3 separate regions of the Homo sapiens genome follow, and all the other regions are linked to region 1. Evidence: chromatin loops called from intact Hi-C (ENCODE). Cell type or tissue: endothelial cell of umbilical vein. All regions are shown on one strand.

Region 1 (2,500 bases):
GGGGGGCAGGCACACTGGCGCCCTCTACAGGGCATGAGCAGTTGGGGAAGTAGTACACCTCCGGGGTTCCCAGGCTGGCTCTGTCCTGCTTTTCTGAGTCTCTAAACAAGTGCTGTCCCCTCTTTCCCTCTAGACCACAACAAGCTCATCCAGCAAACGGGGTTGAGTTGGAAACTCACAGCGACAAATCCACCACCACAAAAGGGTATTTTCCCTCCCTGGGGTAACAGTCTAAATTGTTGCTATCTTTCTGGAAGCCAATGACATTCACAACCTTTGACCCAGGAATTCCATTTCTAGGTATTCATCCTGAGCAAATAATCAGGCAAGTGGGGGAAACGAAGGTATAAGGACATTCATCTGAGCTGTTAAAATAACAAAAAACTAGAAATCCCAGAGTCTGACAGTTCAGTCTTGGATAAAGAGACACGTTCCTACACTAGAATGTTCTAATGTAGCCATTAAATATGATGTGGCTACATGGTGTTTTATGACATGGAAAAGATGGTCACAACACATAAATCACAAATAAATTGGATTCAACACAATATGGGAAAGATACTAACAGTGCCAACCTCAGGAATATTAAATGAGCTGATACATGCAAAGTGCGATGAATAGTAGCTGGTACTTAGTAAAAGCTATGGTATTTGCTATTATTATATACAACATCATATCATATTTATACATGCTAAAAAACTGCTTACAAAAAATACTCAAAAGACATATCCATAAAAATGCCAACCATGGTTATAGTTGGGTGTGTGATCAGGGATGAATTTATTTTCCTTCTATATGTTTTACTGCTTCTTCCAAAATTTCTAAAATAGCATTTCTGTCTTCACACCAAAAATAATTATTGCTATTTAATAACATGATCAAACGTCAGGCAGCACAAGCCCCCACAGTCAGTGTTCGAGCCATCAATTTACACCTGTTGGGGTGGCAGGGAGCCGTGGGCAGATTGGGTCAGGACCCCTCGCTGGGCTCTAAAGTTCCTGACACTGCTGATGCCTTTTCTGGGAGCCCCCTCTGCTCCCTTGTCCTCAGCAATACTGCCCTCTGCTGGCTAGTATTAGGGTCTTAGCGCTAAAGGGACTCAAGTCCAACTTTAACCACTAAGCTCTCATGTCAGAGGAAACAAACGTGAAACCCAGAGAGGGGAGGTAACACATCCAAGTTCACACCACGGAGCTTATTCTGGGCCAGACACTATGCTAAGAACTTCCTGGGAGTGATCTTGTTTAAAAACCATAACCATGAGGGATCCCCGAAGTCAGAGACTGCAAACTGTCCCCCAGTATCTACTTTTCACATCTTAGAAATGACACCCCTAATGTTCATTTAGATGGGCACAGGACCACTTGGAACAAAGACTTCATTTCCCAGCTTCCCCACTGTGATTTAAGCAGAGTAGTTGCCAAAAACCCTTTTTTTTTTTTTTTTTAAAGACAGAATCTTGCTCTGTTGCCCAGGCTGGAGAGCAATGGCACGAGCTTGGTTCACTGCAACCTCCACCTCCCGGGTTCAAGCAATTCTCCTGCCTCAGCCTCCCGAGTATCTGGTATTACAGGCGCCCACCACCATGCCCAGCTAATTTTTGTATTTTTAGTAGAGATGAGGTTTCACCATGTTGGCCAGGCTGGTCTCAAACTCCTGACCTCACGTGATTCACCTGCCTCCGCCTCCCAAAGTGCTGGGATTACAGGCATGAGCTACTGTGCGTGGCCCCAAGAAACTTCCTTAAAGACAGCTGGCATGTGCCCATGGCTACCTCTTCTCCCCTCCTCTCTCCTGCTGGCTGGAATGAGGCCGTCATGGGCCAGAGCTCTGGCAGCCATCTTGAACCAAGAGGTGACCTGAGAAACAGAAACTACACATGGGGGACCAACAGGCAGAAAGGACTCAAGTCCCTAACTCCAATGAGCCATATACTAGTTCTGGACTTTGTTTACTTGAATGAAGTAGGCTGCTGTCTTATTTACACCATTGTTACTTGGGGATTTTCCGTTACTCACAGTTGACCCTAATCCTAATACATCTCTAAGTTACAGATGAGGAAACTGAGGCCTCCCCAGCTGGAAACATAGCCTCCTCTTTGACTCCTCTCACCCTGGTTCTCCACAGCCCAAATGGTGAGTCTTCATTTCTCATGCTGCCCATCAATTCCTACCCTCAATCCCCTGCCTCCATGAGAACAGGGCCAGGGCTGACACCCAGCGGGTGAGCACCAGCACAGCCCTCTCCACAGTTTAGAGCTGGCATCTGTTCTGACTCCTCAGTGCCAGAGCTAAGCCCACTGTTACACATTCTCATCACCAACCCTATCTGTGACCACTACAAAGACAGACAAACACCTACATCCCTCCTTGTAAATCAATCAACTGATGATTGCCGGAGACCTAAAATGCTTTTAGAAAAGCCCCACACTCACCATGGTTGTCAATAACGTGTCTTCCTTTTCTCCTCTTGTGCTCCCAGGACCTGAGAGACAAATGGA
Region 2 (2,500 bases), 700 kb before region 1:
AAAGTTCTATTGAGAAGGCAAATGGAAGCCATGACCAAAAAGGTGACTCCTGAGGGACATGCTCTCCTCACACACAGTGGCCATCCCAGCAAAGCCGCCCTTCCCTCCAGCACCTGCCTCTGTCCTAGGCACGGTGCCCTCTGACAGGCTGCTGCCCTGAGGCTGGCCCAGCCTATTTGTGGCTACACCCTTCCCCTGACTCCCTGTTCTCCCCAGCTCATCACCATGGGCTTTTTTTTTTTTTTTTTTTTTTTTTTTTTTTGAGACGGAGTCTTGCTCTGTCACCCAGGCTGGAGTGCAATGGCATGCTCTTGGCTCACTGCAACCTCCACCTCCCAGGTTCAAGTAATTGTCCTGCCTTAGCCTCCCGAGTAGCTGGGATTACAGACACACACCAACACGCCGGGCTAATTTTTGTATTTTTAGTAGAGGCGGGGTTTCACCATGTTGGCCAGGCTGGTGTCAAACTCCTGACCTCGTGATCTGCCCGCCACGGCCTCCCAAAGTGCTGGGATTACAGGCGTGAGCCACCGCGCCTGGCCTGGGCTTCTTTTTTTTTTTTTCCAATCCTGAAGGATCCAAAACCTGAGGGGAGAGGAAGGGACTTTAGAAAAATCTCAGCTCCACTCCTCTCTTTCCTTACCCCTGACTCAGATCAGCAGTTCCCAGAGTGTCCCACAGGACACAGTACAGAAATGGGGTTCTGTGGGCACGTGTTGTCCACCCTCATTCATTAATTGATTTAGAATCAATAAAGGGTTTTTTGGTTTATTTTTTGTTTTGTCACCCAGGCTGGAGTGCAGTGACACGACCTCAGCTCAGTGCAGCCTCAACCTCCTGGGTTCAAGCAATCCTCCCACTTCAGCCTCCTGAGTAGCTGGGACTGCAGGCACACACCACACACCCGGCTAATTTTTATATGTTTTGTAGAAACGGGATTTCGCCATGTTGCCTAGGCTGGTGTCAAACTCCTGGGCTAAAATGATCCTCCTGCCTTGGCCTCCCAAAGTGCTGGGATTACAGGCATGGGCTACCATGCCTGGCCAGAATTAATAAAGTTCTGAGTCGAATAAGTTTGGGAAACACTGGGTTTGGAACTCAGCTAAGTTGATTTACTGGGACCCTCTAAGAAGGCATTAAGGCAGGGTAGTGTTTCTCCCAAACGAGGCTATCCATGGGACCCATTTCTGCATGTTGAACTCAGCTGGGAGCCCGAGGAGAGTTGTACATGCCTGAGCTCCCTTCAGACTCCCACAGACTTTGTGCTATGGGGCAGGAGGGAGAGAGGAGTGCTGAGGCTGCCGGGCTGCATGGAACCCCAGATAGAGGGAACCCGATAGCACGGTCGGCAGGCTAGGGGAAGTCAAGGAGTCCCTGAAGAGAAAGGGGTCACCAGTTGCTGACCCAGCCTGTAGTAGCCCCTAGGCACAGCGATACTGTCTTAGGGCTGAAAGTTAGGATCTTCCAGATTACTCAGATTCCCTTTGCCCGATGGCTCTGAGTGGCAGTTTTCTAAATGTCCACTGGGTGGCGCTGGCTCCCCAGGAGGCGGCAAAATGAGGCGCCCCTTCCCTTTCCAGCAGGAATTGGCCTTTTTCTTTACTTGAAAATTACAGAATTCCATGCAGATTTTACAGCCTCTGTAGGTAAGCTTTCACAAGGTGTTTTTCTGCACTTGTCCCCCCTCCTTGCCCCGATCGCTCTGCCCCTCTCTTGGGGGGGTTTCTGCTTCTGTTTATGCCCTGGTGGGCCACACCACACTCCCACAAGATGAACATTATACAAAAGAAAACTCAGTGGAAGGTTCCTTCTTTAAACAGAAAGCACTCTCTTCATCTGCCAAATGAAGTGAGAAGGGTAGGAAAATTAGATTTTATTGAAAAAATATATTTAAAACTGATGTTTTTTCAGTTCTGTCTTAGGGCTAGTTAGCAGTGTTATGAGACACAAACAGGAAGGAGTGAGGTGGAAAGGTATGGAAGGTACTGGGCATGGCAGCTGAAGCTTGCAACCCCAGCACTGTGGGAGGCCAGGGTGGGACAACTGCTTGAGGTCAGGAGTTTGAGAACAGCCCGGGCAACATAGCAAGACCCCATCTCCACAGCAAATTAAAAAAAAAAAAAAATTAGCCACATGTGGTGGCACGTGCTTGTGGTCCCAGCTACTTGGGAGACTGAGGCAGGAGGATTGCTTGACCCCAGGAGTTTGAGACCAGTCTGGGCAACATAGCAAGACCCCGTCTCTACCACAAAAGAAAAGAAAAAGATGGAAGGGGAAAAGAGAAGAGTTAAAAATAAAGCAGAGGAAGAGCAGTGAGAAAGGTGAAGGAAGGGAGGAAAGGAAGGAAACGGTGGGAGGGAGGGAGGAAGGAAAGGGAGAGAGGGAGGGAAGGAAAGGGAGGAAGGAAAGGGAGGAAAGGGAGGGAGGGAGGAAGGAAGGGAGGGAGGGAAGGAGACAGGAAGGGAGGTAGGTTGGTTGGTCCGTCGGTCCGTCGGTCCTA
Region 3 (2,500 bases), 240 kb before region 1:
TGGTGAAAATACTCTAATGATACTATAATGATGAATACATGTCATTACACATTTGTCCAAAACCATTCAATATACCCCACCAAGAGTGAACCCTAATGTAAACTCTGGAGTCTGGGTGATGATGCCCTGTCAATGTAGATTCATCAGTTGTAACAAATGGGCCACTCTGACAGGGATGGTGAGAATGAGGAGGCTGTGCCTGTGTGGGGGCAGGGAGCGTATGGGAAATCTCTGTACCTTACTCTCAATTTTGCTATGAATTTAAAATCCTCTAAAATTAGTCTCTTAAACAAACAAAGCAGAGGCACAAAGAGGCAAGTAATTCTCATGACCATGTCCCTGGGAGTGGCAGGATCAGGGTCAAAGGCCAGGTCTCCATAAGCTCACATCCTAGAATCCAAAATTCTTTGAGCTAGGAGGGATCTTAGAGGTCAACTGGCCCAATTCTCTTAGCTTACAGAAAGGGAAACTGAGACCCAGAGACAGCAAGTGATTGGCTTACGGGTACTTAAGCACTTAGTTGGTTAGCTGCAACATAGAATTGAGAGCCCAAAGAATAACTTGGTGAGGATGGTTGGGTAGACCATAAGACTTGAAAAGGGGGAGAGACCCAAATGTCTCTGCCTCCCTCTGCTGTCTTTCTAGGCATCCCCTGCCCACTGCCTTCATCTCCACCCCAAGCCCTATCTCCCTCCTGGGCCCGCAGTGCCCATGTGACATCACTCAGCACTCTGGCCTCTCAGCTCCTTGCCCTAAATTCCAGTGACCTGCACCTCCATGCCACAATGGGTCTTCACACATCACCAGGGTCTGGACTCTCGGTACTTATGCCCCTCTTCTGGCTCTGTCCACAGCCTCCCAACAACCCTCCAGTTCCTTACCGCAGCCCCTCAATGTGCACACGGGTTACCTGCCTGCCTATCCCTCTCCAACACAGACTTCGTGGACCACCCAACTCTTCACACCCCTACTGTTGTCTTCCATCTGGCAGGGCCCCCAGCACTGGACCAAGGCCTCCCTCCACCTTCTCCATCCTGCTCCTCAGTCCCCAGGCCTGCTGAGGGCCACAAGTAGACCGAGGCCACCAGGTAGAATGGGGCTACTTTGAGCTCAAGGTCTCCCACCACCAGAGGGCGTCACTTCCACCCTGAGCTCCTGACTCTGAGCCAATTACGCAGGACGTGAGTTCTCAACGCTGGCGACACACTGAAGCCACCTGGAGAGCTTGGACAGGCTCCAACACCAGGGTCGTCCAGTGTGGTTGCTCTGGGGATGGCCTGGGCATCAGGATTTTCAAAGCTCCCCAGATGCTCCATCCATACAAGGGATTACCACTCAGCAGTAGAAAGAAACAAACCACCGCCACATGCCACAGCATGATGTGCCTCAAACACTGCGCTAAGTGAAAGAAGCCAGACGCAAAAGACTGCGTGTTCTTTAATTCCATTTATATGAAATTTCCAGAAAAGGTAAAACTATTCCTGGGGCTGGGGGGTGGAACTGACTACAAATGGGCACATGGGAATTTTTAGAGTGATGAAGAGTGTTCTAAAACTGGATTGTGGCGATGGTTGCACAAACACATACTTTTTTTTTTTTGAGACAGGGTCTCACTGTCTCCCAAGTTAAAATGTGCAGTAGGGCAATCATAGCTCACTGCAGCCTTGAACTCCTGGGCTCAAGCCTCTCAGGTAGCTGGGACTATAGGTGTGCACCATCATGCCCAGTTAATTTTTGTATTTTTTTTTGTAGAGACAGGGCTTTGTCATGTTCTCCAGGCTGGTCTCAAACTTCTGGGCTCAAGCAATCCTTCCACTTTGGCTTCCCAAAGTGATGGAATTACAGGTGTGAGCCACCACACCTGGCCAACATAAAAAATTTATAAAAAATAATTGAACTGTACATTAACAACGGATGAACTGTATGGTATGTAAATTATATCTCAATAAGGCTATTAAAAGTGAAGAAAAGGAAATGGAAGAAAATCCAAAAATGTACATTTTATTTTGTATTAAAATCAAAATTTCCCTGGTGATTCTAGCGAGCAGCCAGAGTTGAGAACACAATGCAGGAAGCCTCACCACTCACCCCCAGGCTGTGTCATTGATCTCTGGTCCTCCACAGCACAGGGCCCATCACAGACCATGGCACATAGGAGGCCACACTGATTTTTTGAGTGAATGGGCCTGCATTTTCAGTTTGCCCCATGAATCACTGGAGAAGCAAATGGCTATTTAGTGAGCACCTACTACACAGAGATCTTTCATTTCTGTTTTCTCACTTAACCATCTCATCTTCAGTACCTGCAAGGTAGGATAAATAGCCCCATTTTACACAAGGGAAAAGTGGATCTCTATGAGGCCTAGGATCTCACAGCCATCACTTAGCAAGGATGGGCTCAGAGATCAGCCCACCTGGTACCAAATCCTTCCTTCTTTTGTCTCATTTACATCTTTCATCCAGAGGGGGCATGGCAGAGCAAGCTGAAACTTTCCAGTAG

Evidence for each region. Peaks named below come from ENCODE experiments on the same cell type or tissue, not always from the same donor. Only the 100,000 strongest peaks of a DNase experiment are listed, where the experiment ranks them.
Region 2: a loop joins it to region 1, with 28 times the contacts of the local background. A loop is called at or near these places in 4 of 110 quality-filtered maps.
Region 3: it touches region 1 in a loop (8-fold over the local background); 10 of 110 quality-filtered maps call a loop at or near these places.

Annotation. Positions count from the first base shown.
Region 1 is chr9:98,774,971-98,777,470 of GRCh38, forward strand. ANKS6 (ankyrin repeat and sterile alpha motif domain containing 6) reads right to left here. Exons shown (of 15, transcript NM_173551.5): 8 at 2,435-2,484. Among named protein-coding and RNA genes, the nearest start is that of ANKS6, 20 kb to the right of the region's middle. In endothelial cell of umbilical vein, CTCF peaks have their summits at 34 (motif pointing left) and 1,071 (motif pointing left); a DNase peak (open chromatin) is centred at 1,071.
Region 2 is chr9:98,073,041-98,075,540 of GRCh38, forward strand. The region is part of intron 2 of NANS (N-acetylneuraminate synthase); the gene reads left to right. It also overlaps a transcript of TRIM14 not described here. Among named protein-coding and RNA genes, the nearest start is that of NANS, 18 kb to the left of the region's middle. RefSeq lists an enhancer at 1,593-2,399. In endothelial cell of umbilical vein, a CTCF peak has its summit at 1,510 (motif pointing right); a DNase peak (open chromatin) is centred at 1,541.
Region 3 is chr9:98,535,870-98,538,369 of GRCh38, forward strand. The region is part of intron 3 of GABBR2 (gamma-aminobutyric acid type B receptor subunit 2); the gene reads right to left. Among named protein-coding and RNA genes, the nearest start is that of GABBR2, 170 kb to the right of the region's middle. In endothelial cell of umbilical vein, a CTCF peak has its summit at 1,106 (motif pointing right); no DNase peak of the experiment used is centred here.